Regions from separate parts of the Homo sapiens genome. Here all the other regions are linked to region 2. Evidence: chromatin loops called from intact Hi-C (ENCODE). Cell type or tissue: heart left ventricle. All regions are shown on one strand. Links, peaks and the distances in the headings refer to the core of each region. The heading gives the core; the rest is flanking DNA.

Region 1 (10,934 bases), core at 3,330-8,329, 150 kb after region 2:
AAACTACAGGCAAAGAAAACATTGAATGACCCAAAATCATGTATGTGGCATTAAAAATATATATATATTGAAATGGGGAAAACAGATTCAGAAGAAATGATTTGTAAGGATGTGGTTAAAACTATTTATATCCTGGGTTCTATTTGTTTTACAGCTAGTGCTGCACGGACAGCATGAAAGGTTATCTTTGACAAGGTTTTAGCTATTATTTTCTTCCAGTGAAATGGTATTTCTTGAGAAAAAAAGGTCTTTGGAACAAAATAACAATAAATCCTGATTTAGATACATAAACCTGCCATTGATATCACATAATATCAGTGTTCTTTCTCACTCGATACAGGCGTTTTAAAGATAAATGGTAAAACTGAACTGGAAATCCATCTGGCCGGCTGCCTGCTCTAATGAATAACCCCACTTTGGCTCGTGCAATGTAAGCAGAAAGTTCTCTCCCGGCCTCTTTCGTCTGTCATGAATCTACAAGACAGCCGACATAATATCTGGGCGACAACAGTGCGCTAACAGTGCAGTGACTTCCATTTTCTTTGCTTTCTATTGATTTTCACTTAATAACTGGCGAAATACTAAACGTCCGCCCTGAGTACCTAATAAATCCTGCCTGAGCTTTTTATTGAGGAGAATTTAATAAAAACAACCATTGCGGCTGAGGGATTTTTCTTTTGGACAGAACATAGGGGTAGGGGACAGCGAGGTTGGGGCAAGAGGTAGCCATTTGATTTTTTTTTTTTTTTTCTTTTCCAAACAGGACTTCTTCCCTTTGGAATGCAAGTGCGGTGGCAGTGTCAAGGATGCCTGTGTGTTTGCAGCAGGTTCCTTCCAGAAGCAGCTGCAAGTGCCACCTCCAGGCCATCTGGCCAATGTGAGGAAAGGAGGCTGCAAGGGCTTGGCAAAAACAACTTTCTGTTCCTCTGGTATCCCCTGATAACTGATTTCAAGTTATGGCCAAGGACTGCCTTATCGCCGTCAGTGGCTGTCAAAAATTTATAAGTATATTCATTTCCCTATTCAACTTAATTGGTATTTTGGGTATGACACTAGAAAAGCAAGTTAGACTTGCCTGTTGGAGTCCAAGGATACCTCCAACAAAATTCTAGACAATAAAAGAAAGGGTAAGTGTCTGAGGGGAGGGGGCACTTACAAATTATTCCATTTAATGCTAATTCGAGGCTTCCAGATTCATTTTGGGAAAATCAAAGAGCAAGAGCTGTATGCATGGCTTTTTAAAACACAAAGAAAATTGGGAAGCATGGGCTTCCCAATTTTCCTGCGCATAAACTTCTAGAACAATTTCTATTGTTGATACTTTAAAAAAAATCTTTTTCTTTTCTGTGATGTGGTCTTTTAAACTCATACCACAACTTATGGCTCCCTCTACTTCCTATATTTTAATTGATCTTGAGGTTATTTTCAAGTCACTGGGCTTAATGAACAAATATTTTAGAATTTCTTCCTTTATATACACTCATTTCTGTCTCAATAAAATGTCTAATCAGGAATTCACTTGTGTAGAAAATAAAAAATAGAAGTACATACCCTTCAAGTGAAGTTAGTTGTTTCTGTGATTTTATAAAATCCATGGACCTCAAGTTTGAGTATCATTGTTATAAAAAACACAGCCATTCAAGCCATGCATGGCACAATTACTCATTAACTGGGCAGCTTTTCCTTCAGAACACGGGAATATGGGGACAGAGGCCATGTGATAATGTTGCAGGCTCCATGTCATGGACCAGTATGGAAATCCTAGCTTTTCCTCCTCTGAAATTGGGTTACTTTGTCCATGAAATGGGGATATTCTTGCCGAACTAGCATGATTGACATCATCTCACCAAAATCTCAACAAACGTATGGGTACCCAACAAATGCTGTTGATTTATTTCATTGGGGTACTTCAGTAATGAGAAGTAGTTAATCAACCGGGTTAGGGTTTGAAATTGGCCAAATCTCAGAAATCACCCTGATGCGACTTAACTCTTCTCTGCCTCAGTTCCCTTATCTCTAAAATGGAACTAATATCAATGTTTTTGAAACTATGAAAAGAATTAATGCACATTAAGTCCTTAAGAGATTTCCTGATGTAAACTGTGGACCTGGGGTGACAATGGTGTGTCAGTGTAGGCTTATCAATTATAACAAGGGGGAGGGGGCTGGGTGGAGCAGGGGTGGTGGGGCAGCTGTGGGGGGGCAGGAGCTGTATGAGAAATCTCTGTCCCTTCTACTCAATTTTGTTGTGAACCTAAAACTGTTCTAAAAGAAATTAAGTCTATTTTGAAAAGTTTCCCTGCACATACAAATACTCCAAAAATATTGGCTCTTATGATTTACAAATAGTGCTCGAAAATAACTGAAAGCAGTCTGTGAATCTTTACAAAGAAGAACTTGACTGTTACGTCATTCTGATGATGGAGCTTTCATGTAATTTAGATAGCAATGCCTTTTTGTTAACCTCAATTTTTCTTTTTGAGTATTATATCCTTTCTGTCCCCAATTCTTGCTGAAGGGGGAAATGGAAGTAAAAACCTTTAATGTTTTCCATTTTTTCGATCATTTGGTTTCTTCTCTTTTTCAGAGCAGTTTCTTGTGAAACCTTATCTGTTCTTCCCTGGACAAAACGTGTTGTTTTCATTGTGTTAGATAGCCTAACACTGGAGAAAATTCAGCAGATCACAGTGCACATCCCCAAGTTGCAATGTGGGGACGGACAGTTCAGACGTGGAACTCCCAGGTATTTGCCGGACTGGTCCGTGTAAGACCTCTCACCGGTTCGCATAAAGGTGTATTGCTATTCAGATAATGTCTTCCCCTGCTCAACAAAAGGTTGTTGTACCGAGCTGTGATTGTGACAAATGATTTACTATTAGGAACATTCTGTAATTATTGTTCGGTGGGACCGCAGACCGATACATCATTAACATGATAGACGGCCTTTGATACCAGCAAAAATAACTAAATTAATAAAAATGGCTTCATTCCAATCCCTGTCAGAAAGCCAATACTCAGAACAATCAAGCAGCAGTGATACCTGAGAAGGCCATAGTTTATATCCCCCAACAAATCAGGTTTCATACAGAAGCAATAAAATATTTGTATATATAATCTCTGTAATATGGATCTGTATAATATAAGAGATTTTATGGAGATCAGCTCTAAACAAAAATATAGGATATGTAAATATTTTCTTCCAAATGATTTAGATGTAAATTTATGCTTTTATGCAATTGGATTGCAGTTTTAGAATATTAGAATTTGCCTTTGACATCTTTTCTTTCAAGATGTCTTAAGCACTGAGAAACATTTTAATGTAGATTCTACAGGCTAAAGTTTCGTTTTTCCTTTCTCTTATTTTCTTCTCTTTTTCCTTTCTCCCTTCCTTCCATCCTTTCTTTCCTTCTTTCTTCTTTCTTTCAATCCTTTCCTCCTTTCTTTCTTTTCATCAACAAATCCCTAATTTATGCTTTAAATCCTTAGCCTCACATTTCTGACATTTCTACACAGAATGAGAGGAAAGAAAGATCTATTTCTGAGTACTCTGTTGAAATAGACTTATAGAAACAAAATGCAGACTACGGGCATCGATACAAAACCTTTGAGGTCCACCTAAGTAGAAATCACAATTACATTTCTAGGTTTTTTTTGCACTTTAGTACTGAAAACAAATTTCAATTAAAAAATGGACAATTATAATAAGGGGGACCTGCATAGAAATCTAAGACTAGGAGCTCTCAAGAAATCAGAGAAAGTATAACAGAAAGCAACTGTTTTCTATTATTTTCTTCCTTACTTATTTTCTCTCTTTCAGTGTATTTTTGTCTGCAATCTCATATCCAAAACTCTTGGGATGAGATGTGTCCTGTAATTCAGAACCGTTATGATTTTGGAAGACATCTTGGCCACAAAGCCAAATACTATCTGCCATCATCAGGGAACCTAGGGTGGCATCCATTAATATGTATGCAACAACACATATGAATACACACCAACTGGGATAAATAAAGACTGCATCGTCCACATAGGTGTGGGTCACATTTTGCTACAAATGAAATCAACTTAGGTCAAAAATAAATGTTGTGTAGAGACTTTTAGATTAAGGAATTGCAACTGAACTGTTCAAACCAACTCTAAGAATCCTGTTAATTTAAATATAATCTAAATTCATCTTGTGTGATTCCATTCACTTTGAATACTTTTTTAAAGACTTTATTCTTTTAGAGCAGTTTTAGTCTTACAGTAGAATTGAGAGGAAGGAACAAAGATTCCCCATATACCCCCTTTTTTTTTTTTTGAGACAGGGTCTCACTCTGTCACCCAGTCTGGAGTGCACTGGCATGATCTCAGCTTACTCTAACCTCCACATCCCAGGTTCAAGTGATTCTCCTGCCTCAGCCGCCTGAGTAGCTGGGATTACAGGTGTGAACCACCACACCCAGCTAATTTTTGTATTTTTAGTAGAGACAGGGTTTCACCATGTTGGCCAGGCTGGTCTCAAACTCCTGACTTCAGGTGATCTATCCTTCTCGGCCTCCCAAAGTGCTGGGATGACAGGCATGAGCCACCATGCCGGGCCTCATATACCCTCACATTCTCACATGCAGTGACTTCCTTCCATCTTCCACCAGACAGGTGCCTTTGTTACAACTGACGAACCTACAGTGACACATCATCACCACCCAAAGTCCACAGTTTACGTTAGTGTTCATTCTTGGCGTACTTTCTGTGGATATTCCATTTCATTATACATTTGTCCTTTTGCACATTGTGACGGGGTTGTTCCACTCTTTTTTCTTTTTTTTTTTTTAATAAGAGACAGGGGTCTTGCCATGTTGCTCAAGCTAGTCTGGAACCCCTGGGTTCAAGCCATCCTCCTGCCTCAGCCTCCCAAAGTGTGGGGATTACAGGTGTGAGCCACCATGCCTGGCTTTTTCCACTCTTTGTAGGAGCTTGAAAATAATAGAAATCACCACTTAATGGATACTCAATAAATACAAGTTATTGGTTGAGTAACTGGTATTGTAACATAGCAGCCTTTTAGAAATGTGCTCCTGTGACTTCATACTTCTACAGAAGTTGCAAGGATCTAAACGCTTCAAACTCTGATAAACTTTATTCACTGACAAATTTATTCTCAGAAATGTTCATACCTTTGTGGAAAAGGTATAAAAATAGTCTGTAATTGTCTACATAGTAGATATTTTATTAAGTAAAGACATTGTTTTCAAAGCCAGATTTCTATCTAAGATGATTTTGAAAAATATCGCTGCTCAGTTCTTCCAATGCCATTGGCATAAGTGAAATCACTGTCAGCGGCTGGCTATAAAGGGAAGAGTTGTACAGAATTGTAGCTCAGAGATGCTGAGATGATATCAAATGTCATTTTGATTCTGAAACTAAAGAAGGGAAGAGTATTGTGCAAGGTGAGGGGAGGCATGCAGGTAAGGGATCCAGTGCAACCTTTCCTGGGTAGTCAGCGAGAGAATCATGCAATTGTTGTTATGGCTAAAGCTTGATTGAGACCTATTTTAAAACTCGTCTTTTCTGCTTTGGCCTTCTCTTAAAGGAAGACAAATGCCCTTGAAAAGGAGTCTTAAAAGTATGATTCACGGACTTGGGAAGAATTACAGGATGCAGACAGCCTAGAGTGGTGCCTCCTGCCCCCAAAGGAGTTCACATTTCCTTCCTCTTAATCTGAGTGAACCATTAAAAAGTTAGTCAGTTCCCTGGAGGCTCTTTCTGAGGAATCTCCTAAAAGGAAATACCCTGCACTGGAAAGGTAATTTACCTAGACAGGATTTAAAAAACTAAGTTCCAGTTCAGAGATAACCAGCGACTTTATATGGGCTGGTGTATTCCTCCTTTTAAGGATTCTCCCCTGAAGTTAGTTAACAAATCAAAAAGGTAGGCAGAACAACATCAAGAAAGAACACACTACCCTTGCACATTTTATTTATTTATTTTTATATGCAATTAAGTCCTCAAACGGATAGTTTCACTGCTGTTGTAATATCAAACTGTAAATATGCAATACATTGATTTTTTTTTTCCTGAAAATAGGCTCGTATTCAAACCAGAAACATTTTGTGTTCTATTCTGAGAATGTTTTTAATTATTTTAGCTAGTGGGAAAACTCTTTTCTTTGGGATAGGGATGTGGGAGGGGAACAAAAATCTGTGTTCTGGACCTTAGGGAGTGCTGTGGTAATTCAGTTTCTGAGGTCTTCAGGAAGCCGGGCTTAGGAGTTGATTCCCTTTTATGGCTAAATAACTCTTATGAATTTGTCTTTTCAAAGTCCACTGGAAACTGGAAAGAGGAGCATGATTACAGAAAGCTGCAGCTGTGAATATTTGCAGAGCAGCTTAGTTTCCCATCTCTATCAATTCTCTCTCCCCTGCCCCCACCTCCAGCAACTAATATCTTAGCATCTTATGGAGTAATATGATAGAACTGTCAAGAATGAATGAGGACTTTGGGCCGTATTAATTCCCATCAACAAACTAATGTCTAATGTTTTGTAGGCTACAGATAAGAAGTTGACCACTGCATTACATTTGTCAATAATTTTTGCATTTTCTAGGGTTAGGTTCATGGAAGGAATTTTTTCCTGATGGTGGTGAGAACGCTGTCAAGATTTTGTTGCTCAAATAAGATCAGAACATGCATTTGTTGTTTGCACACTTTTTCCTGGAAGAAAATGGAGGGGAACTATAAACAAGCAGAAAGGTGGAAAAATGCAAATGCTGGAGTTGGAGGTGGCTTATATAGGGAAGTCTCTGTATATTGAAACAAATCAGGGAGACTGGGCCAGGCCAGGCAAGAGAGGACAGCACATTCTCATCTTTTACTTCTTCTGAAATTGGAAGTACAAGATTCTGAAATTCTGGTAGATTAAACGAGAACGACAAGCATCTTTTTGCCTCAAGAAATTTAATGTTTTGTAGCCATAGGGCAGGATTCCGATACCATACTGTATTATCACAAGCTAAAGTCAAAAAAGAAAGAAGTTTTGAGAATGCCTGGATTTGTATGTTTTCAATACATAATACAACTCTTTCTGTGTGAAATGAAAGGCAGATCGTGGGAAAATGTATGATTCTATTTATAGTCAAATTTAAATTATCTGATTATAAGGCAAAATTAGGACAGACTTTAAACCTGCCCTTTTAGTGTCTAATTTGCCACAAAAAATAGTAAAACTACTCACATTTGATAAGCAATCTGTCTTGTTATTTCTTATCCTATGAACTATGAAAAAGAACTAAGAAAAATTCCCCTCTTTTTTTTTTCTTTTCATAAAACTCAATCCAGGGCCTGCATATTATATTCACATTTTTTCTTGTGTGCTTCCTTTTGTATGTTTTGGCCACACTGGCGGAATTTTCTATGATAAGAGGACCACCAATCCAGTATGCATGGTGTGGGGTTGGCCCGTTGAGTGGGCCCCACTGGGCCTCCGGGGAAGAGGGCCAGGAATTCACAGGGCTTGATTACCACCGGGGCTTTTTCTGCTTTTAAGTTAACTATGTTCTTCCTGGTAAATCAACGCCTCGACTTCGGAGATTGAACATCAGCTCTGTGATTGAGCAGAAACTCTGAAAAGAAGACTTGCCAGCAATGCCTACCTGACCTTTCTCCAAACTTGTTATAAGGAAAATAAGAAGGTGTCCAGGAGAAAGGGAGTCGTTGGATGTGGAACTACTAGGGGGACTTAAATGTTTTTAAACCAGCTTCCACGGTGACATATGTAAACAGAAGTCAAAGTATCTTCATGCATACAAGATAAACATTTATCATTTAGCTTTTCATTTTGTGTCCATAACACTTGCATGTGCCTGCCATGAGTATTTTCTTTCTAAAAAGCATAAAATTAAATTTACCAGGATGCGTCCAATTGTGATTTCTCTATTTACTTCCTATGATCTAACACAATCTGGTAAATATTTATGGGACACATGTGCCATTAAAGTGGCTGGGTTATATGTTGGTGACATGAAGATAGAGTCGTTAATACTTGAGATTGGTCAAATGGCTCTGTTAGTATTCAAATTTTCTGTTCTTAACATGGTTGTTAGCATTTTCTTTTTGATAGGTTTGGTTTTATTATTGTGACCAATTTTTTATCTCTCCTTGTATCTATGGCCTATGATGTGTGATTTTCACATGTGACTTAAGGAGATAAGTATATGAGCTTATCCCCTGACTTAGGGTTACCCATATGACTTGCTGTGGCCAAAAGAATAAGGTAGAAATGAGAGCATGCCCTAAGAGGCATTGCATGGTATTGCTTTCTTTCTTATGCTTATGCTTAGCCATGAGAACATACCTGGGCAGCACTGTTTGTCCCAAGGGGAAGATGAAGAACATAGAGAACAGAATCAGCTGAGCCATCCCAGCCAAGCTTAGCTATGATCAACTATGTCCTAACTGATCTCCGGATGCATGAGTGATCATAAACCCTAGCTGTCTAAAGCCACTACCTTTTGGAATGGTTTGTTATATAGCAGTCACAATAAGATTTATTCTTTCATTCATTTATTAATTTTCAAACATCAGTTGGACACTTCCTAAGCCCCAAGTTCCGTGGCAGAGGCCTGAGATACAAAGTGCAAATTTCCAGGGAAAACAGAAAAATGGAGCAGTCAATAAAATAGATGCGCAAAGTGCTGAGATAAAAGTGTGCCTTGGGTGCTATGGTGAATCCTTAATAGGATGGTATAAGAGGCATTCTGGAAGAGGGATAATGCCACGTGAAATTTTAAAGAGTGAATAGGGATTAGGAAGGCACTAACATTGGATTTTGAAGAGAAAAAGAGTAGAAGGGCATTCTTCGCAGAGAAAGCACAATCACATTTGCAAATATCCTCGTGCTGAGAAGCAGCCTGGTGCTTTGAGGCCGCAGCAAGGCGCCTGACACAAGCAGGAACCATGCTTTGCATTTTTTTTTAACTCAACATGGTACTTAACATAGCCAAGTCAAGTATGGTCAAGGGATGGCTTGGCAGTACTATTGGGCACTGTCTTAAGTAGAAACTAGAGACAATGTCTAAGAAAAGTCACCTTAGGGATACCCAGCATCCTATGTGAATTCAGACCTAACTGCTTGAGAATGTCAAACTAAGGCAGGAAGTCTTTTGATTATTTGTGGTGTTTTTCTCTTCACTTCCTGCTTTGATCCTATAGCACAGGAACTAAAGTATTCTAAGGGAAACTACTTCCTTGGTATTTTTGGCGTGCCTCTTACCAGGAAATTGGTGGGAGTGTCAGGGGTACCCTTTTCAAGAGATTTCCATTTAAACTATGGGTGGGGGTGGGGGTGCATCCACTTCCTAACCATTTAAGGCTTTAGTCATTTGTGGTTTGCACATTTTCACCATCATAAAACTTCGTTGAGAAACAGTTAGGAAGTCCTTAAAGGTCCTATCATCACTTTATCTTAGCTGCCAAGTTATAACTCTGCCATCTATATGAAACTATGCTTTAAATAGAGAGATCTGAAACATAAGCATGTTCCAGTTGGAAAGAGGCTCTGAGGTAGATCACCTGGCAGTTTTCCCCTCATTTACCAAGTTGGAAGGAAATGCTCTGAGGAAAAAAATATATATATTGGTTCAAGGTCCCATTAATTAAGGACAAAAATGGAACCATACCCCTGGTTCCCAAGCTGGGGGTGCTTAGCACTACCCAGCTCATGGATTCTTGACTTTTTATGCAGCACACATTAAACCTGAATCATGGACAAAACTTAAACAGAGAAAAAAACAAAGTGTTTCAAATGTCTTAGAGCAAGAAACAACAAATCAAAAGAGAAAATGGCAATTGGAATCTTTAAGAACTGAAGGAATTTGCTTTTCAGGTATCAGGCTAATTTAGAATGATAAAACAATTAGTAAATTTGACATGTAGGTGTATCAAGTAGGGAAAGATACGGAAGGGGAAGAAGAGGAAAGAAGACACTACATCTTTAAATTGAATTGAATGTTCTGTGACTTTAAGTGAAAGCTCTTCTGTTGTTGGGCAAATAAATTTAAACCACTTAACATGGCAGAGAAGGTCAGGCAAGCTTATTATAGTGATCATAGCGTTACAGCTATTGCGATTGACCGCTGCTCTCTGGAATCACCAATAATCAGAGACCGCAAGCTGTGTTTGCAGAGAAAGGTCATCATTCATTTTTTTCAAAGCATTAATATCTTTTGTTTGTTTGGCTCAACATGAAACAGGAATCGATAGAGGTAATTCACAGAGCAATTAGCCCCTCATCTGTCAAACGGCATCTGGGTGTATTTAACAAAAAGACCTTTGGAAAGGTTTAAAAAGGAAGAAAGTGCCTGTACGGTCAACAATTTATATTTTTCTACATGACATGTTGTGTATGTATCTGTAAAAAGGGGGGCTTTGGGAGTAAGAAAATATACATAAAGCAGCTATAAATCTACACTTCAGTGTTATGATGTTGCAATGTAGAGATAGACCCTAAAAAGCTCAGATTACATCCTCATCCTGTTCCCAGGAAGACAGCAAGCAAGTGGCATTTGGGGTCTCTGTATCATGTTTGAACACAGCCGTGGTACATAGATTTCTCTGAAAAAAAGACTTCCAGGAAAAAACTTCTTGTGGACACTGTAACAAATTGGAGAGGGTCAAGCATCAGAAACAAATATTCCCTTTTGGCTTCAAAGCCTGTGATTTTTGTGCTGGGCTAGACTGCTTCCGAGACAGGTCACAGCCTTCCTGTGCTACCCATCAGCCGGCTTGGGAAGAAGTCATTGACGGAGACATCTTTCTCACTGCTCACCAGTGGCCACAACAGTCTTGTGTCAGCCCTCTGTCTACATCTAATTTGCCAATATTGGAATGAAAAGCAAAATGCAAAATTAAGTTAAAAGACTTGTTGTACTCTCAAAAATGAATTGTGATCTCGATCT
Region 2 (10,934 bases), core at 3,624-8,623:
GCCTGACCTCTCTGGCCTCTGGGGCCTAAGGCCTAGACAATCATCCAAGCCTAGATCTTTCCTGCAAACTGGTGCAGGGGAGATCTGAGAAAGGACACAAATTGTGCCTTTTAGAAGCAAAGTCTGAGGTCTGAGGATCTAACAGGTTCTAGCTACACAAAGAATAAAGTTGAACGCTCCTTCTCAAGGTAACTGAATAAAGGAAAAAGTCAGCAGTAGAGATCTTAATTCTTTAAAATTTAAAAGCTAATTTTGTGTCTTTTAGTCAATTTCCTGCACAGGAAGGAAGAATTTATTAACTGCCCTCTGGTATTAAATGGAGTGCTAATGGGTAAGTACAACAATTCAACAGGTGCCAAGTAGATATATAGAGGCATTATATCAATATTAATCGTAATGCCTCGCAAATGCATTTGTAGAGTGATAGCTTTTTTTCTCCCCCATTGAGTTTATTTTGGGAACCTGTCTCTCTCTAAATACTAAAATGGCTGCTATACCTTATTCTGGAAAACAGAATACTGTATGGTTTTATTTATTAATTCATCCTATGGAAATGTTATTGCACAGTTCTAAGCAATAGGGAGGAGGATAAGCCAAATGTTCAGCTTTTCAGAAAATAATAATAATGAAAGCAGTTGAGGGGTTGAATCAGATTTAGGAAGGAATTTTCTCATTTGAAATCCAAGATTATAACCCTAAACCATGAACGCTTATATAAAATGCAGTCACAGAACTTGGAAGCAACAGCTTCTCTACAGCAAAAAGATGAATGTTCACTGTTTTGTATTCTGTGTTCTATTTTTGTTCTTCATCTTTTCTTTAGAAGTTTAGCCTGATTCAGTTGTCAATAGGAACAAAACACATAAAGCTACAAGTTTTATATAAGTTTATAGAAAAATGAAGGCCGATAATTAATGCCACTCTCAATGAACTTGTTTAGATCAAGCTGTTTTCTTAAATGGATCAGGTGCCACTTAGAAGAACAAAAGAGACTTCTTCCATAATAAATTTGATTTAAAACCACACAGTGGGGCCCTTTAGTATTTCTGCAGAAGGAATGTTTTTACCAATACCTCGTGCTGCATCCAGCTCTTGGAGTTGTTCTTCTGTATAAGCCGCTGAAACTCATGTTCTTCTTCCTAATGGAGGAGAGATGCCTTCAGATGGAAATCTCTAGACCTTTGAATAATCCCATTTTCTTCAAGGTTTAGTGGGGGATGTGGGAGGAGAAAAAGCCATTTATTCTTTTTGGTCGTTCCTCTCACATTTTTTTGAATATTGGAATTTATCTCAACTTTCCTTTGGAACAGTTAACCCTTTTTCTTTATCTTTCATGAACAGAAAAGATTAGAGGGTGCTTGTAATGGAAACTTTATTATTCAGTGAAATTGGAATCTCAGGCCTGATCAGAGAGGGGCATGGAGAAACAGAATATGAAATTTTCAAATTATGGAAAAGTTAGGAATGTGAAAATTAAAGAAATAAAGGCCTACCCTGATCAATATTCATGTTTCCTCTATGGAGGCCACCATTTGGAGACATCAAATTGAGGAAATAAAGGCCCACCCTTATCGATGTTCATGTTTCCTATATTGAGGCCACCATTTGGAGTCACCATTTGGATACACTTGGTTTGATACATTTAGGATGGAGGGAGGAAGAAAGGCTGAAAAGGGTTTTAGATCATGGTGCGCATCCCTAAAGGCCTAGAGGCTCAGTTAAATTTCTTCCTCAGACAACCATGCTCTATAATGACAGACACCAAAAATAGAAAACATTTAAAAAATGGTTCATGATTACACATACCAGCTCAAAGGAAATGACAAACAATTTTGTCAGGAAGCATCGAAAAATGCAGTGACCACAGTGAACATTTCATCACAAACCTCTCTTTTCTCAAATATAGTATCAGGCCATCTTTAATGCTCTTATGTTTGGAAATATGACTCTATTTAAGCATGACATTTTAACTCCTGAGGGAAAATGTCTCTATGTTGTAGTATGATAAGTTAGAATCGTAGAACTCAAAGTTCTGGAATTAAAATTAATATGAAGGACTTCTCATTTGTACTAAAGATATAAAGCCCCAATTTGATTTATAAATATTCTGCTGTCTTGTTGATTAAATAGATAATTTTTCAAAGGAAAATTTTGCTGGTGTATTCTCCATCATAATATTCTTGGCATAATTTTCTAAACTAATGTTTAAGTAGATGAATTAAAGCCATCTTTAACATCATAATACTCACTCTGGAGTTTTCAGTTCTCACCTAAGAAAAGCTAAGTTTCAAACACTAAACAAAAAGAGAAAAGTCAAGCAGGAAACTAGTACACACACACACACACACACACAAAACAATTGTGCATCCTTGGTTAAGGAAACTTTTCTTCCGACTTTCTAATTTCTAACTAACTAAAGTGAAAAATAACAAGCTTACAATGGAAATAAATCCAACAAGTAGGAGGAATTTGAGAAGCAATAGCAGTGGCGTATAAATTACATGCACACGCAGACATTGCCACACAGATATAAATAATCTTGTTTCAAATGGGCCATAAAGTTTAAATTACTTTCCACATCAACAAAGTAAGACCAGGAACAAAATACTAAAAACAAAAACAAAAACCCAGCTAACCTTGGTTAAAATAATACTGTGACCCTCTAAAGAAAACACAAAAAAGTAGTAGTTGATAACTTAATGGTTACCCTGGGTTTCCATAAACATGTCGCTTTCAACATTAAAAATACCATTGGCTTCTAATTTCTAAGAGCAGAGAAGCAAGAGGACTGAGGGTAGACTCCTGGATTTCCACCTTCATGTGTCTTAAATTGTTAATTCATGTAATATAAAGTTTTTGTAAGACTCTGACTCTTAATGTAATTAAAACTTTTCATACCTGTTGAGTTTTCAAAGTATTCAGGTACTTGTTTTTATAAAATAGTAAACAATTGGGGAGTGTTTTAAACTCTGAGTTAATAAAGCAATAGCCTCAAGATCTTGCATTAAAATCACAAAGGCAATATATGATCAATTGAGGAAAAATTGAAAGTGCAGAAACATGAAAGAACAAAGGAGAAAGAAGAGGAAGACAATTCAGCCATTCTACTTTGTTTCTCCTACATATTTCTGTGTGGTTAGAGGAGGGATTATCTTCTCCTACACACACCTATACACCTGTACATAAAATCGTGTTCATATTGTTTTGCAACTAGATCTTTCAGTTTACATTTTATGTGAATAAGTTTTTATGTCATTTATTTCTAGATATTTTTATTTAGATAATACTTCATTGTGTGCTTTCTGTATTTTCTGCATGTAATCTAATATTTCTGTAAACCTAAGTTGCTTTCAAACTTTTGCTGTTATACATACTATTGCAATGATCATTCTTGGACCTCTGTTTTAGTGAATACCCCCCATTTTTTTTCCATAGGATATTCCTAAATATAGAAATTCCTAACAGTGAAATTTCTAGGTTAAAGCATGTTGTGCTCTGAAAAGCTTCTATCGCTTTGTATCACCACACACAAAACTTCACTGTCTTACACTAACGCCAATCTGAAAAAGTAGAAATTGTAACAAATTAGTTTGCCTTTTTTTGACTTATGAAATTTTATCTATATTCATAAATGTACTGACTGAGTACTTGCCGAGTACTGACCAGGACTTGTACTGACCAAGTGCTGATCATTTTCTTATTAAATTGTAAGACCATTTTATTTATAAAGGATATTATCTTTTGGTAGGTCAAATATTTTGAACACTGTACCTAGGTTTTTATTTGCCTTACATTTTCTTACAGTGATCTTTTACTTCAAAATTTGTTTTGCTAGTGTAGTGAAATCTATCAATCATTGTTCCTTTGGTTTTCTGCTTATAAAGAATTTACTCTTGCAATAATTATAACTATCATTTATTGAAAGCTTACTATGTGCTGAGACATGTTCACTGAGTGAAAATAATTATTCACTTATTTTTTCTTTGCTTTTTCTTCTTTTTAGTTAAATTTTAATATCTCTGGAGTTTATTTTGGTAAATTATGTAAAGAAGGAATCTAACTTTATTTTTTGCCCAGTGATAGCCAGTAAAACAGGATTTGGTGAATAATTCAATTTTTCAAAATTGGATTTGAAATGCCACCTTTATTATGCATATTTTAATGGCAAAATGCAAAATAATCATGGCATACAAGACATTCTTCTGTGACTTGTGAAGACAATATTGTTAATTTTAATTTTCAAAAATATGTGTACATGGTTATTACTTCCATTAATAGTATGGTTCTTAGAGAAGTTCATGGATATTAATTAGAAACTTAGGCTTTCTTTTATAACTTAAGTTGCAATCTCAACTCTCAAGTGTATGTAAATTTCAACCGAATCATATAAAATAATGCTGACTAGTATTTTTACTGTAAAAATTATAACTAGAATCAGTAGCATAAACCTTGTCTTAGTCATTCCAATGGGACTCTACCCAGTGAAAATATTGTACACTTATGTTGCATATCAAGGTATTAAAAAAGCCATAGTGCGAATAATACCAGCTTGAATGCAATTTATAAACCTTATTTTATGTGTGTGAAAATACTAAAATACTTTATCTCAGATGAAGAATTAGCTTCCTGTCAGGAAAAATTTAAATTAAGACTTCTTGGTTTACAACTTGGCAAAATCACATCTGAAACCCATTTTTTGAAGCTCTATAAATCAGCAGAGCTCAGCAGAGTACAGTTTTGTTGTTATTATTGTATGTGAAAATATTTAGATCTGGACTGGCAGTGTTTCCCAATCGTGCCAAGTAAAAGCAATCACCTAGATATTAAATTCTGAAAAAATCAAAGAATATAAATGCACAGAAAAAAAGAACCCTAAGCACTATTTCTTTCTAAGAGTATGAATGCTATAAATAAATGATGGGCAGAATCTCTAGAATATGCTCAACCGTATCTTTGAAAAATATAAATATTAAGAGAGTGGAAAACTCTTTTTAATCAAATGTCTACCCAGGAGAGCCACCTTTCTTAAAACTATTTTTGAAATAGAAAATATGTAGAATTTTTCCTTTTACCATTTTGCTTTTCTGGACAGGAAACTATGATTTTTTGGGGGGAGGAAGAAGGGTTTCTTTGTTTGTTTATTTAGTTGAGAACTGTCTGTCTATATGAGCCCAGTTATATTTGATGCTTCTGCCCAAGGGTCTTTTTGCAGAATAAAACTAGAACAAGCACACCCATTGCATGGATGGCTGCAAGAGAATCTATTTCACATCTCTTGTATCATAAGTGGAAAAGCAAAGTTTCCATTTTATCATTTCTTACTCTATAAATATGGGTTCTGTCATAGCAAATTAAAATCACATTAACTTGTGATATGTTCTAATAAAATCTCTTGGTTAAAAAAATTGTGCATTATATTTTCTCAGAAGCGGTATAATTTACGAGGTTAAAGCAAGCACTCTGGAACCTGATCACCTGGGTTTCTGCCCTAGCTTCGCCATTTACTGTTTGTGTGGCATGGGGAAGTTATTTAACCTCCCTGAGCCTCAGTTTCCACACCTGTGAAAGGAGAGTAAAACCGTAAGGTTGGAAGGAAACTTGAAAGGCATTAATATATATAAAAGAACTTGGAACACTGCTGGGCACCTTTTAAGTTCCAGAAAAGATACAATTATTCCTGTTTTCTAATTGTAAATGACACAACTTTTAATGTTGGCTTTTTTAGTGTTTTGTAGTTTTGAAATTGACAGCAATAATGTAACTAGACTGTGCTGTTTGATTGGAACAGAAAAAAAAAAATCTTAAAATGACATAAGATAAGCCATGTCAAGTCATCTGATTTAATGCCTCTGACCAGAGTCCCCAGGCCCCTTTTGGTATAATCTTAGGCTAATCAAAGCCAGCAAGTCATCAGACCCTTGGATAACTGAAATAAAGTCCTAAATGTGATTTTATGAGATAACATAAAAATGGAAAATTTTTGTTTTTTTTCCTTTTCTTAAAATAATACTGAAGAAAAATAAAGTAACTAGACCATATTTTATTCTTATTTAACCAAAAGATTAGCACAGTGGGTTACTGGTTTTCTTCTACTTTTTTTTTAAATTTTCCATTAAGCAAATTCTTTTAAAACAAATTTGAACTTTTCCCATCCCAGTGATTCCCACGGACAGTTGGCAAAGAATCTTGGATAACTTGCAAAACTGGGATTTTTTCCAGGCATGAGTAACTTGTTAAAAAGCCACTATTTCCTTAATACTAACAGTAAATAGAGTTCACATCCACATAAATCCTCTGTGGCCCACTGGGGAAAGTTTTATATGTAAATGTGTGTGTGTGTATGTGTGTGTGTTTGTGTGTGTTTGTGTGTGTGTGTGTGTGAAATCTTTTTTTAATTCATAAAACACTTGACTCTCAGCATGTCTGTTTATATTTCACTTCTTAAAAATAAATACACACTTTTATGCCAGTTGAGGTTAAAAGGTATCCTTTTTCCAGTTGCCTGCTGTGTGCCAATGATTTTATGATGGATGGGTTTAGAATACCTGGCTAGAATTCTTGAAGAATATTTCCCTTCAATTTCTTCTATTTTTAAAAAAGAGAATAAAACTTAGTTACCATGTAATTAAAATACATGTTTTCATGAAATTTGATTTTATTGGAAAAGCTCAAGTAAATATTTTCAAGACTTACAGGAAAAACAAAATGTGTAATTTTAAATTCAAATAGCAAAATCAGTTTGCTTTTTGAGCATTGGGATGGAGTGTATGGTAACCTTTAGCAGTTACTATGAGTATAAATCTCCATTTTATCCATGGATAATAATAGGATTTTCCCATTTACAAGATTTGTTAAGGGAGACGTGCTTTAAAGTTATTATTGTAAAAGTCTGTTGTGTAGACGTGTTTAATGAGGCAGGCAGAGGTTAAGGGGGACTTTGCAAGACCACGTAATGATACAGCGTGGGTCAGGGACTAGAACTTACAGGGGGCATTTCTGTCCCATATCATTTGCCAGTGCTGCATCTATAGCAGAATGTTCTATAATCCTCTTTATCTGGGTGTTGAACAAGCAAACTTCTCTTGTCTTTGCACTGCTGGACTGGGTATATTTTGATAACAGGCAGTCCCGTGAGATATCTTGCATTTCCTGCTTCCGGTCAGATGTTCCAGAAGAATAACTTCTCTACATATGTTTTTGCATTTTTGATCACGATCCCAGCTGGAATCAGGAAGTTTGGAGGCAGCATGGAAATGGAAACTCGATGAAACTCACAGCAGCATTGTTTTGACTTGCAAAAATATTTAATTTTCTGGTGGTCCGAAAGGGGAAAAAAGTCCGTATCAGCTATTATCTACTTAAAACTATGCTACTACTTCAGTTCCTTATTCAATATACATTTTTATTTAAAAGAATAGGGTCCCTGTTATGTGGGAAAAGATTGCCCAAGGTCAGGTACCTAACCACAGAGAGACCTGAGGTGGGAACTTTTAAAATTCTTAATTGAGGACTTAATTAAAACAACATTAGGCATTACCACTGGCTTCAATTACTTCTTGTGCCCATATAAAACCTAACATCTTATAACTCCTCTAATGAACCTAATGTATTTAAACAAAGGAAGAAGGAAGAAATAGATAACTCAGTCTTCTCAAAAAGCTTAAAGATGAATTCTCGACATTGTGTTTTTTAAGACATTCTAAAAGAAATGCTTAATACTCAGCTTCACTTTGCTTATTTGTGGTTCCTTTGTGTACAGGTTGTCTAATTAGGATTAACTGAAAATATGTATGGAGTGTTTAGATGGTGGCTGGTCCCGAAAATGCATTAGAAAATGTGAACCCCTTTACTGATGCCTTTTTCTTTTTGGTTACTCACCTCAGGATGTAGGCCTGATACTTTTTAACAAACTGGGATTTTTAGAGACATCAATAAAACACTGTACCTAAGCTGGAGCTCGTTCTTTTGTCTGGCAAGATTCAGATTGAAATAGAATAGGTAGAAGGTAGGTTTTCTTGCTAATTTCTACCACCACTACTTACATTATTAATGTTTTATTAAATTTAGACGCACACATATGGTCATTGTGGCACTATCCACAATAGCAAAGACATGGAATCAACCTAAACACCCATCAATGGTAGACTGGATAAAGAAAATGTGGTACATATACACCATGGAATACCATGCAGGCATAAAAAAGAATGAGACCGTGTCCTTTGCAGGAACATGGTAGAGCTGGAGGTCATCATCCTTAAAAAAACGAATGCAGGAACAGAAAACCAAATACTACGTGTTCTCACTTATAAACGGCAGCTAAAAGTTGAGAACTCCCGGATACAAAGAGGGGAATGACAGACACTGAGGCCTACTGGGCGATGGAGGGTGGGAGAAGAGAGAGGATTAGAAAAAATAACTATTGGGTACTAGACTTGGTACCTGGGTGAGAAAATAATCTGTACAACATACCTCCATGACACACACGAGTTTACCTATGTAACAAACCTATACATGTACCCTGAACCTAAAATAAAAGTTTAAAAAATTTAGATAAACTCCTTAAGGAAAATAAACAAATATATATGTAAAAATATATATAAATATATAGTTATAAATATATATAAATATATATATATATATATATATGTAGTTATTCCTAAAATCCTGACACATTCTCCAACTGGGGAGATCCGACACAATTGCTGTCATTTTGTTTCAGACAAGCTGGAGAATGTCAATGGAGAAGTCCCAGGTATTTTCTCTCATTCAGCCCCTTTCCTGTGATCTGTCTGAAACTTCAAGAAGAGTTTGCTTTATTGTTGTTGTTTGGTTTTTTTTTTTTCTGTTTTTGCCTTTGTCTTTTCGATATCTTTTCCTATGAAAATTCCAAGGTGTGGTCATTTTTTGTTGTTGTTGGTATGGACCACATAAGAAAATAACCAATATTTATTGAGGATCAACGATGGGTCAGCCTCTTTTTATCCCTTGTCTCATGTAATCTCCTAGCAGTCAAATGACATAGGTGTTCTTATCCCTGTCTTTTATTACGAGAGGCTAGTTGTGGTTAAATTTGGTCAAGTTCATGGATACCATATGGCAAAGCTAGAATTCAAATCAAAGTTTATGCACCTTCAAAGACTGTTCTTTCCTCTGAGTTCCCTGCCCTTCTGTTTCTGTTAAGGGGTGGGATTCTGAGCACCCATCATCAGAGTTAATAAAGCAGAATTCTCCAAGAGTAAAATGCTCCAGGGCAAGCACACACAAGATGTGGTTTAAAAATACAGTTGGAAGGCATTTTCAATCAATGTTAACTTTCTTGGGTGGGATAACTACTTGATGTAGTGAATGCCTCTGCACTTGAAGAGATGCTCTGTGAAGCGTTTAGATGAGCAGAATTTGATATCTGCAGCTTACTTTCACATGATTCAGCAAAATATTAATCATCGGTGAATCCAGCTGCTAGGTATTTAGGTGTTCATTGTACTAATCTTTCACGACTTTCATAGACTTGAACATTTCCAAAATAAAAAGCTGGGGGTAGCGGTAACTTTTGTTCATTGTGGATAACAGAAAATTCTAGTCCACCCGCAGTGACCCAGGGAATCAACTTTCCTAACTCCTGACTTTCCTATATCTTCATTTGTAATCAATGTTGACAATAACAGTTTTAAAATTCTAATTTATAGAAGACAGACTAGGCAAGCAGATGTTCTACTGTTGGTGATTATGAGTTTCAGTGTTGTTGACTATTACAAACCAAAATGTTATGCCAGATTTTGGGATCCCTTGAGTAGTAGTGAAGCTATAAATGGGGTTCATGGGTACTACTAAAAATCTAGTTTCCCCTGAGCTTGGGGTTTTTGGTTGACTGTCCTGTTGCTACCTAGGAACATATTTGAGCTTACTAAATGCTGAATTTAGTTAACTGTAGGACTTCATGAGCCCCTGGGGCTTTCTTAGGATAATCATTCATACTTATGAATAAAAGAGTAGAGAAAAAAGGGAGATGGCTTAACACATAGAGAGGATATTGAAGAAAGTGAAAACGTGAGTCCCGTTTAGTTAAGCACCTACTATATACATCAGTTACTGTAAGAGATTTTCTTCTTCCTCTTACCTTCCCTCCTCTCCTTTTGTATCCCATCCCCTCCCCTCCACTCCCCTCCTTTGTCTTCCTCTTCCCTCCCTTTCCCTTCCCTCTCCTCCTTTCCCAAAGTATTTATAATACCCCTTTCATAGTGTGAGAGGTTGAGATTCGGAGTTTTAGTAAAGACCAGTAAACTCTGGATTCACTTTCAAATCATTGGGTTCCACAAACATGTATTGAGTGCTTGTTATGTGTCAGGCACTGGTGCCTGCCAAGGAGGAGATTGTTTATCTAGTAAGAGCGATTTTAGCTTCAGAACCTATGCTTTGAAGGAAGGGAGAAAGTCACACAGGAGGCACACATTTATTTGGTATCAACTATATGTGAAGCATTAGATAAGCATTTAAAAAATCTGTTTAGGTCAAGCTCATTAGGATGTGGTTACAGAAGAAATAGAAGATATAATCACACTGAGCTCCTCATCTGGTTGAGGAAAGACACCTAACAATGTTAAAAAATATGGAGATTGAAAGGCAATGGCACTGGGAGTCTGGGTACCCTGAATCTAGCAGCATGTCATCTGTAAACACCACCACATCTCCATGTCTTATAGTCCTCATTGAAGGTGTCCTATAGACAGGCCTAAGGAAGGTAATAACACAGATAGTTACGCCAGCATATTTGATCAACAGAGCATGCACAATCAATTTGCATGGAGAATATAGTTTTGTGCAGGGTTGATGTTCACGGTGGACCTATGCAGTTTGAACAGTTCTTATCTCAAAGATGTGGGTAGTGAAATATGGTGCCAAGGGCAAGACAGGGAAGATAAATAGCAAATTATCTG
Region 3 (10,934 bases), core at 3,621-8,620, 240 kb before region 2:
TTCTTGGTTAGCTTGGCTAGAGGTTTCTCTATTTATCAAACTTTTCAAAGAACCAACCAGTTCTTTATTCAGTTAATTTTCTTTTTCTTTTTCTGTTTTCATTTTCACTGATTTTTGTTACAAGTTTTATTTCTTTTCTTCTACTTGCTTAAATTGTTCTTCTTTCTCTAGTTTCCTAAAATGGAAGCTGAGGTTATTAACTTTTAGTATTTCTCCTTTTCTAATACATTCCTAATACATTGAATACTATAAATTTGCCTCATGCATTGCTTTTACTATACACAAACTTTGGTAAGTTGTATTTTTATTTTCATATAGTTTAAATAATGTTTTAGTTTCTCATGACTTCTTTTGACATATGGGTTTCTAAAAATCTATGGATTTGGTTTTGTGGTTTAATTCTCAAATACTGATTTCTATTGTTATTAATTCTACTTTAATTACATTGTGGCCTGAGAACATAGTTTGTATGATTTCTGTTCTTTTAAATTTGTTAATATGGGTCATCAGTTTTTTAAGCCAAAATTCATGTAGTATCAGTATTATACTCAGTTTCAGCTTCTAAGGTTTGAGTAACTCTAACCATACTTATAAAATGGCATATTAAACATAATGCCCAGTTATTGAATTAATAAAAATTGTAATAGCCAAGCAGATTGTCATTGCTGGCATTTGCCGCAGGAGGGCATTATAGAAAGTCAGTGTGGCTTGCTTAATGTGGAGATTGAGCCTAAAGACATGGCAGGGTACGCTCTGTGAATTGAGTCTCTAATATCAAGAAGCAAGGAAGCCATGATTGTATCTTTAGTCTTCTAACTCATCAGTGGGGAATGTTATGGGTTAGAGGATCAAAAATTCTGTGTAAGGACTTGAACTGATTTTGGAAGTTATAAATAATAATTTGGCCCTCAAGCTGTGAGCCTGGGATGTTCCTCACCCTAAAAAAAAATAAATGATTCTGGTACATTAGTAGGAGTCAGTGAGGATACCTTCCTCATAATAGATCAAGAGACATCTGATCCTGTATTTTTGTTTCACCTTTCTTCAGTTCTAGTTGATTATTACATTTTAATCATGTCTTCCTTGCCTCTGCCTTGTGCTCTTTCATGTGACTGGCAACTCAAACTTGCTGACTTTCCCTGAACACCTTTTGTGCCTCCACGCTTTTGTTTTATCTGTTCTACTGGGATATTATACACATCCTTGTGGGTTCAATTCTTACATCTTACTTAAGACATAAGTCAAATAATCCTCCAAGCTCCCACAAAAGTTGGTTAGCACCTATGTCATGACACATTCTATTTAATATCTTGTATATTTATCTGCATACTGCCTAATCTACTCTAGTAGAATGAAAACTCAGGTATATAGGTATTTAAAAGTCTTATTAGGTAAATAAGTAAATTAGGGCACTGTGTGATTATGATTTACTTAATAATAAGTGAACAGCTATGCGACGTAGTTAAATATACAGTTTAAAGTGTGATAGTCCTGTGTCTTCCTGATGGGATCAGTAATAACAGGATCAGAGTTGTGTCCAAGTTAGTTGATACTAAAGAAATAGTGGGTACAGATAAGACAAAATAAAATGAACCTGAGGGAGAAGGAGGAAAAGTTTTGACATGTGCTGATGGAGAGTTGAAGCTCAGGTTAGGACACCTGAATGAGAGGCCATTTGCCTAAGAGGAAAAAAAAAATCCTAACAGTAACATAGTAACGTTTTTAGCCAAGTGCAGTGGGGAGTACCGCTAATGACATTAACCTGTAAAAAGTTTGTGTTAAAGTGGTACATTTGGGAAAACTAGGGACACTATCCTTCAGGGAATGCATTTTTAGTAAACTGACCTAAAGCCATTGTCCTTTCAGTGATCTAATAGTGAAACCATTTTGATGGCAACAAATGGCTTATTAGGCTGGAGAAACTTTATTTCCTGAGACTTTTCTTCTCCAGAGGTGATATGAAGAAGAATGCCAAGTTGGCTTCAATCGGCTCTTTAAGATAAAAAAGATGGAGACATGATCAGATCTTTATTTTAATACACTGAAATAAGGAAGTCTCTTAGAGTTAGAATAGAAATCCTAAGGATGTGAGCTAATTGTGGAAATCTTAAATGGTAATTAAGTCCTCACATTGTGGCTCTGGAAAGTTCAGCCAAATATAAGGGGATGACTTATATACAGCCTGTACCCAGCAAAATAATACATCTTCCTACAGTCATGGTTATGCAATTGATCTCTGTGCAGTTATTTAGAGGAGTGGATTTCAAACTTAGCTGATCACAAATCACCTGCTTAAAAATAGGCAAAGAGGTTGAATGGGTATTTCTCAAAAGAAGACATACTCATGATCAACAAATACAAGAAAAAGTGCTCAACATCACTACTCATCAGATTATCTAAGTGCACATTAAAAGCAGGGTGAGACGCCACCTCATTCCAGTTCAAATAGCTATTATAAAAAAGATGAAAGATAACAAGTGTTGGAGAGAATGTGGAGAAAAGGGAACACTTATATACTGTTGGTGGGAATGTAAGTTACTATAGTCATTACAGAAAACGGTTTGGAGGTTCTGAAAAAATTAAAAGTAGAACTACTGTATGATCCAATAATCTTACTTCTGGGTAAATATCTAAAGGATATGAAATCAGTATGTTGAAGAGATATCAGCACCCCATGTTTATTGCAGCAGTATTTACAACAGCCAAGATCATGGAATCAACGTAAGTATCTATCAGTGAATGAACGGTTGAAGAAAATGTGACATATAACCACAGTGAAATGTTACCCAGTCATGAGAAAAAATAAAATCCTGTCATTGTCAACAACATGGATGGAACTGGAGGACATTGTGTTAAGGGAAATAAGCCAGGCAAAGAAAGACAAATACTGCATGATCTCACTTCTAGGTGGAATCTAAAAAAGTGTAACTTCGAAGCAGAGAATAGAATGGTGATTACCAGGGGCTGGGATGGGGGTGGTAGGAGATTGGAGATATATTTGGTCAGAAAGACACAAAATTTCAGTTAGATAGGAGGAATAATTTCAAGAGATATATTGTAGAGCATGTTGACTGTAGTTAATAATGTACCATATTGCGTTTTTTGAAAAACAGTAAATTTTAAGTGTTCTCACCACAAAAAATAAGCAAGTAAGATAACACATATGTTAATTACCTAGGTTTAGCCATTCCACAGGTATACATATTTCAAAACCTCTTTTTGCACACCATTAATGTGTGCTTTAGTATAATTAATAAATTAATTTCAAAAAGAATCACCTGGATAATGTATAAAGTACATAAATTCTCTAGAAAAATCCACAGATATAATTATTTAATAAAAATGGGATCTGGCCCAGAAATATGCATGTTTTAGAAATGAGCAAGTGTTTCTGATGATCAGCCAAGTTTGAGAAGTCCTGAGTTAGATGCCATCGAAGAAGCAAGGGAACATAACCTTCAGTGTTTGGGTGTTTGTACATAAAATCTTAAGAACCTAGATGAAAGCAATGGAAAGTCATAATAGAAATTAGGAAGAGGTATCATCTCTGGGCTGCCTTGTCCAGTAATAGAGATTCTGAGCATAAATAATTTCTTTATTCTCTCAGCTTATATTTTTTAATACTATTATCTAGAAAACAGTATCTCCAGTATTTAGTCAATGCCCTGATCACTTCCTCGCCGCCAACAACAACAACAAAACGAAACAGATAAGGAGCAAAAAGGGAAGGAAAGAAAAAGCAAGGAAGCGAGAGCATTTCTATTCATTAACATATTTTCTAAGCAAATGGAAATATTCCTATTTTTAATTTTGTATCTTACTAAAGTCAATTTAATGCAAGAAATGTGGCGTTAGCAAAGCCTAATATAAGGCCATTTTTAAAAAGTTTTGATAAGACGATATGAATCAAATTTTTTTCCAAACCCGCACTATGTTGGAGAGCATAGCTTGTTCCTTAGTTCTTCTTTGAATTTCTTAAAATGGTGAAAGAGAAGCCGGGCGCAGTGGCTCACACCTGTAATGCAAGCACTTTGGGAGGCCGAGGCAGGTGGATCACCTGAGGTCAGGAGTTAGAGACCAGCCTCACCAACATCGAGAAACCCTGTCTCTACTAAAAATACAAAATTAGCTGGGTGTGGTGGCACATGCCTGTAATTCCAGCTACTAGGCAGGCTGAGGTAGGAGAATCATTTGAACCCGGGAGGTGGAGGTTGTGGTGAACCAAGATCGCGCCATTGCACTCCAGCCTGGGCAATAAGAGCAAAACAAACAAACAAACAAAAAAAAAAAAAGAAAGAGAGAGAGAGAGACAGAAAGAAAAAGAAAAAGAGAAAGAAAAGAAAGAAAAAGAAAGAGAAAGAAAGAAAAGAAAGAAAGAAGGAAGGAAGGAAAGAAAGAAAGAGAAAGAAGGAAGGAAGGAAAGAAAGAAAGAGAGGAGACAGAAAGAAAAAGAGAGAGAAAGAGAAAGAAAGAAAAGAAAGAAAAAGAAAGAAAGAGAAAAAGAAAAACAAGGGAGGAAGGAAAGAAAGAAAAAAGAAAGAAGGAAGGAAAGAAAGAAAGAAAGAAAAAGAGAGAGAGAAAGAAAGAAGGAAGGAAGGAAAGAAAGAAAAAAAGAAAAAGAAAGAGAAAGAAAAAGAAAGAAAAGGTGAAAGAGAATCACAACAATTAATTCTTGGACGACCTGTAAATTGGTGGATTCCAAACTGCAAAATCAGGTCCTGGTCCAAGCAGTGTGGCTCCCTTGGGGCTCCTCGTGGGAACTGTCTTAGGGCTTCTTTCACGCTGGGGCCTGAACAGTCAGCTGAATCAGCCTCCTGCATTTTGTGCCCCACAGTGACATTCTCAAACCCTACCTTTCCTGTAGGCTACTGAAGACTCTCTAAATGACTGCAGGTAAAATACCCACCACTCACAGATTAAAAGTCAAAACCAGAACATTATATATAGAAAAAATAGAGCAATAAAGAATCTCAAGCCTTCTAGGTAATTTAGGCAGCTGTCATAGCTTCCAACCCCTCCGTCCCCATTCTACCATGATGGGTTTGTCTTAAAGGAGACATATATACATAATTTATTATTAAAAATTAAATCACCAATATTTTTCTAAATTACAAGCAAGAAAATTCTGAATAGTTCATCAAAATCCTCTTGACCAAACTCATTGCAGTGGGGGAAAAGCACACACTTTTTTTCTTGTTTTGTGAAATGTGACCCTGAAAACTGAAACCTAAGGGAGGATTCGTACGTGTGTGTTGAAGAGTGTTTATATTTCTCTCTCTCTCTCCTGAACAGTGTCCCATTACACAACCCCGAAGCCTGGTGTTGTGTTCTTGTTCCTATTTATTCTATCCTAGTGAGGGAGACCTTTCTGTCCCTCCTCTCTTCCCTTCTCCCTGTGGTTCCCAGAGAGGAACGTGAGTTTTCAAAGTGTCAGAACAGCATCAGTGCTGATGTATAGGCCACAGTTGTTTCTCTCAAAAGGCCTTCAGAGCCCTCCCTTCTCCTCTGTTCCCTTCAAGTTGGGAATGATTCATCAGCTGGCCTTTAGCAAGAAAAGAGGCCAGCCTAGGGTCTCGGGCCTTTGACCTCTGTGAAGAGAAAGGTCACACTGAGAGCAACTGTGCAAGCTCCAAAGCTGGAGACACAGGCATAGAAACCCGAGGCGGAGGCGCCGGGCGAAACGGAGGGGGATGGTGGGAAAGAGTGGGAGTTTAGAAAAGTTAAGAGTATATTTCTAAGAGACTCAGTGGATCAGCTGACAACCGGGGTCAAGGGTCATATTTATGCTTGATTCCCTGAGCATGTTACAGTAACATCTGCTTGTTAAGAGTCTTTAGGGAGCCGGCCTGGGGACCAAGTGCTTCTGACCTCCTTCCACAAAAGGGGACAGGCTAAGAGATTAGGGGTTCCTATTAACGTCTGTGTTTGACTTAACGACTCTCCCCGCCCTCTCCTGGGTGTGATTTGTCAGCTTCACCCCATTTCATTTTATAATCTTGCTAAATATTTAAATGAGCCCCATGGTTGTCAGTGGAGCAGCATCTGAAACTGCAGAAAAGAAAATTAGATTTCTATGGGGAAAAATCTTAGTGAGAAGTATAGAATGAGAAAGATTAAGAGAGGAAGAACAAACCCAGGAACTGCTTTGTGTGGTAGAATGGAGTCATTTCACAAAAACTTGTCAACTTTTCACATCGCCAACAGAATAAAAAGTCAGTTGTAACTGTGTAACAAACTTCCTAACAAGAGAGACAATTTGATCATTCAGTCGTCAGGAGATTATAACTTGATGTGGTGTTTTGCCTCAGTCATTGATGTCCTAAACTCAACACGAGGACAGAACTCACCATCCACGGGAGGTTGAGCGGTGAACATTGATTTCACTCTTTTATTGACCTTTTTTTGTTTGAGTCACTTTTATGCTCTTTATGATCCTTTAAAAGTCTTAGGTTTTATTTTCTCCTGTCACCAAAGACAGGAGAAAATAAACAGATTTATAAATAAAGATAAGTACATTTTAAATGTGTAAAATGCCCTATTTCCAATGTCTCTGGCCAAATTAATAATTAATGAAATCATAAAGTAGTTACTGGAAAATGGGGGTGAAACAACAAAAAATGCACTAAGCTGCTAAATTCTTTTTATTTTTTTAAAAATTATTTTGTGAGTACATAGTTGGTGTGTATATGTATGGGGTACATGAGATATTTTAATGTAGGAATGCAGTAAATAATAACCACATCATGAAAAATGGGGTATCATCCCCTCAAGCACTTACCCTTTGTGTTACAAGCAATCCAATTATACTCTTTAACTTATAACATATACAATTATTATTGACTGTAGTTACCCTGTTGTGCTATCAAATACTAGGTTTTATTCATCTTTTCTATTGTTTTCTTACCCATTAACAATCCTCACTTGCCCCCAAATCCCCAAACCCCCACTACTTTTTTTTATTTCCCAGAAGAACATTTGTGTGTCTACTGGCATCTAAAACACACATTTTGCATTGGTTACAATTACTCAGGTTATGTGTTTCCATTTCCCATAAATTTTGCATGGAAGTTTCTGGAAGGACTCAGCTGGGTTTTATAAAATCCCTTGGTGCCACTGCCAGCTTTTATTTCAGAAGCATACATACTTGATGCCTTAACCACTAGCATGACTTTTTGTTTTAACCTAAGGCCTCCCATAGAGGAATAAAACCTGTGAGTGGGGGAAGAAGCTTAGAAAATAGAGGATATTATTTTTAGCTAGAAAAAAAGTAAAAATAATCGAGTGATATCACGTAACACCCGCTCTTCTGGGTTCCATGCATAACAAAGTTCATGCAGTCTAACTTTCCATGTAACTGCATGAAAACAATCTGTTTGCTATTTATATGCAATTGCCTTGGGGAAACCAGCCCCATGGAGGAGAATAGATTATTCCAAGGTGAATTGGATGTAAGCATATGGAGTCTCTTCAAAGGCAAGGTCTTGGATGTGTGTGTGTGTGTGTTCATGTGTGTGCACACGTGCACACTTGAGGTCAGGGTAGTTGGTGGTGGGGTGGGTGATGGGAGCTGTTCAAAACCACTTTCTGATTACAAATAATAAAAAAAAATTCAATCGGAAGTGCGTTCTGCCAAACTTCACAATAAACCTCCTAGCAGGACATTGAGATTTTCTTAATCAGGGTCAGACCCACAAGCATAAGGCCAACGAGTTCAGTGGGAAAAACGACTCTTCTTCCCAGTTTTTTTTTCTTTCTTTTTTTCTTTCATTTGGAAAGGACCTCCTCATATACATGCAGAGCAATTTTCCAGTACATTAACCCAGGAGGGATCCTCTCTCCGTCAGCTTAAGAGATAGGAAAGTTGAGAAACAGGGTGAAGGGAAGATGGATGGGCCTGGGATATGAGAGAGGACAGTTTTTCCACTGTCCTGCCCTGTACACCTAGGACAAAGACTTCATTGACTGCAGTGCTTGACATCAGCCTCATAAACTAGTCAGCACAAAAGGTCTGACACTTGAAAGTACCAGTCCCTGCCTTCTTTCTATTGCAGCTGTGCACGGGGGTTGGGCCCAACAGTGGTGTCCCTTTGTCAGCCCATAGGACAAGAGGTGAAGATAAATAGTGTTGACTTTAATGTAGTCACACAATTTTGCTATTTCCCAAAAGACAACATTTCCTCCCAGGCCTCACATCACGGCCCCAGGAGAAAGAACTATCTTCCCTTTAGTTGGGGAGTAAGGGTGGACTGGGCTGGGATCCTGATGAGGGTGTGGAGTGGACATGTGGCTTGAGGGAAAAGGGTAGATGAAGGACAAGTGCAGAGTCATGGGATCTGCTCCTTATCCTCTCTGGGGAGATGGTTTGGTTTTCATGCATTCCAGCTTGGTCACAGTGGTTTCTTTCGTTTTCTCGAGTTCTTTGGAAATGGCCCCAGAGGGAGAAAATGCACACAGGAAGGAAGACTGAAAACATGAAGAATTGTATGATTTAAAAGAGTTTTAAAAACCACTGTGGTATCTTTCTGTTTATCACAAAGCCAGAAAGTAAAATGCTTCCCTGAGAGCTTTTTGGTAATATGACTTTAAAACAAGCACTGGAGTAGATGCCAGAATTCAAGAATCCTTTGTGCTGAAGGGAGGAATTGATCAGGTGTGTGGTCCGCTGCATGAGATTGTTGTTATAATTATTCATTATTTGGCTGGGCATCAGCATAGGTAACAAGTTTTTGTATTATTTCCTCCAGTGTCAGGGAAGGAAAAATTTGAAATACTGAACACAGAACTCACCATTGGGGCTTGATGGGTTATGACCAAGTTAGATCGGCTGCACAGAGGCTCACCCTGCCTGAACGCCACCTTAACTCCCTTAACTACTCTGACTGCAGAACGCCACTCTGATTCTGCCTTTTCTCTCTCTAGAGAGACTATCTGGAAGATAACATGTGAGCCATCCCCAGTCATAAGCATCTGTCTGCAGTCGGAGCTCTTCATGGTCAAAGTGGACGCCAAGAGCTTAGAGCATTCAGGCTCTAAAGAGCAATCTAAAAGTATCTTAGGTGCAGAACAAGGGAAATGTGGAGGCTCAAATACTTATAGACCCCTCATGGTCAGGCTGAAGCAAAGTCAGAACTGAGACATAAACGCCAGAGGGGAGTTCTATTTAACCACCAACAGCCGAACTCAGATCAATCACACGTTAGCTGGGTTTAACAACTGGCGGAATTTTCTTTTTCATTCCCCTGTCAAGCTGACAAGGTTGGAGCTTCCTTCTACTGATGGGCACCTCATTGTGTCATTTGAGCATATCCTTTAGAAGTTACTGATCCTGGTCGGGCACGGTGGCTCATGCCTGTAAGCCTAGCACTTTGGGAGGCCAAGGTGGGTGGATCACCTGAGTTCAGGAGTTCAAGACCAGCCTGGCCAACATAGGGAAACCCTGTCTCTACTAAAAACACAAAAATTAGCCGGGCTTGTTGGCGTGCGCCTGTAATCCCAGCTTCTCAGGAGGCTGAGGCAGGAGAACTGCTTGAACCCTGGAGGCACAAGTTGTAGTGAGCTGAGATTGTGCCACTGCACTCCAGCCTGGGCAACAGAGTGAGACTCTGTCTCAAAAAAATACACCATGGAATACCATGCAGCCATAAAAAATGATGAGTTCATGTCCTTTGTAGGGACATGGATGAAATTGGAAATCATCATTCTCAGTAAACTATCGCAAAAACAAAAAACCAAACACCACATATTCTCACTCATAGGTGGGAATTGAACAATGAGATCACATGGACACAGGAAGGGGAATATCACACTGTGGGGACTGTGGTGGGGTAGGGGGAGGAGGGAGGGATAGCACTGGGAGATATACCTAATGCTAGATGACGAGTTAGTGGGTGCAGCGCACCAGCATGGCACATGTATACATATGTAACTAACCTGCACAATGTGCACATGTACCCTAAAACTTAAAGTATAATAAAAAAATAAATAAAAAAATAAAGTTACTGATCCGAGGTATTTTTAAAACTCCATTGTATACAACTCTGCTACAATCTCATTCTAGAGATCATTTCTTGAGGCTAAGATTTAAAGACGTTTCCTTTGATGAGAAAATGGTTGAGATTGGATTTTTTTTCTATGAATCTTTTCACAGAAAAATGAATAGTTGCAATTTGGGAAAACAAATTTCTTGAAAGTAGAGAAAGTACTGACCGGCTTCCCATTCATATCAGTTTAACCTTCTTTTTAGGAGAATACTATACATAACTGATGCATCTCTTCATGAACTTGGAGTATATATTTTGAACTTACCGTGGCTTGCTTTTAAATGGTTATCTGGCAATAATTTTGACCTACTGGTACATGCTTCATGATTTGAAGAAGGCGGGTTTTAACAATTGTCTATTACTTTTGGAATTCATTATGAGTAGGATATACTTATGTTTATTTATCCTTAAGTAGAACCTGATTGTTCCAAAAACCTACTAGTTATCTCCGAATGCCACCCCCGTCTCCATATCTCAGGTCTGTTTTCTGGGGAGACGGCAGCGTGGACCGAATTATGCCCATCTACCTCTGCCTAGTCAACTGCCCCCTTCCTATTCTCAAGGCCTGAGTTCCATCCTCTTCTGGGCTCTCAAACATAGAGTGTCACTTGGCAACTCAGACATGAAAGTGCTGAGCTTCTTTGTAGCAGAGGAAAAAACAGCTGAATATGATCAGACAGAAACTCCAGTTTGAAGGTGTAGGAAAGAGAAGAGGTTAGGGGTGCTTCAAAAGAATATGCATGTGATGCTGCGGCATGAGCTACTGGAAAATTTGCTATGCTTTTCTGTGTCTTTGGATGCTTCTTTTAGCCCACTCTTCCCAGAGGGCCCATGCTTCCACAGGTTTTCAGTGCCAACCAATGTCTAAAATAGAGGGGGAACTCTCTGAGTAGC

Evidence for each region. Hi-C counts contacts between places; a loop is a spot of excess contacts. Peaks named below come from ENCODE experiments on the same cell type or tissue, not always from the same donor. Only the 100,000 strongest peaks of a DNase experiment are listed, where the experiment ranks them.
Region 1: a loop joins it to region 2, with 2.5 times the contacts of the local background. A loop is called at or near these places in 3 of 110 quality-filtered maps.
Region 3: it touches region 2 in a loop (3.0-fold over the local background); 7 of 110 quality-filtered maps call a loop at or near these places.

Annotation. Positions count from the first base shown.
Region 1 is chr15:95,454,216-95,465,149 of GRCh38, reverse strand. All of the region lies in intron 3 of LINC00924 (long intergenic non-protein coding RNA 924), which reads right to left. It overlaps LOC105370993 (a long non-coding RNA gene), which reads left to right. Exons shown (of 3, transcript NR_188326.1): 2 at 341-430; 3 at 764-1,563. Among named protein-coding and RNA genes, the nearest start is that of LINC00924, 27 kb to the right of the region's middle. In heart left ventricle, for the core only: a CTCF peak has its summit at 6,201; a DNase peak (open chromatin) is centred at 7,459; H3K27ac peaks cover 3,414 bases.
Region 2 is chr15:95,600,216-95,611,149 of GRCh38, reverse strand. No RefSeq gene overlaps it. Among named protein-coding and RNA genes, the nearest start is that of LINC00924, 170 kb to the right of the region's middle. In heart left ventricle, for the core only: no CTCF peak of the experiment used is centred there; no DNase peak of the experiment used is centred there; H3K27ac peaks cover 2,404 bases.
Region 3 is chr15:95,840,789-95,851,722 of GRCh38, reverse strand. No RefSeq gene overlaps it. Among named protein-coding and RNA genes, the nearest start is that of LINC00924, 410 kb to the right of the region's middle. In heart left ventricle, for the core only: no CTCF peak of the experiment used is centred there; a DNase peak (open chromatin) is centred at 5,642; H3K27ac peaks cover 3,307 bases.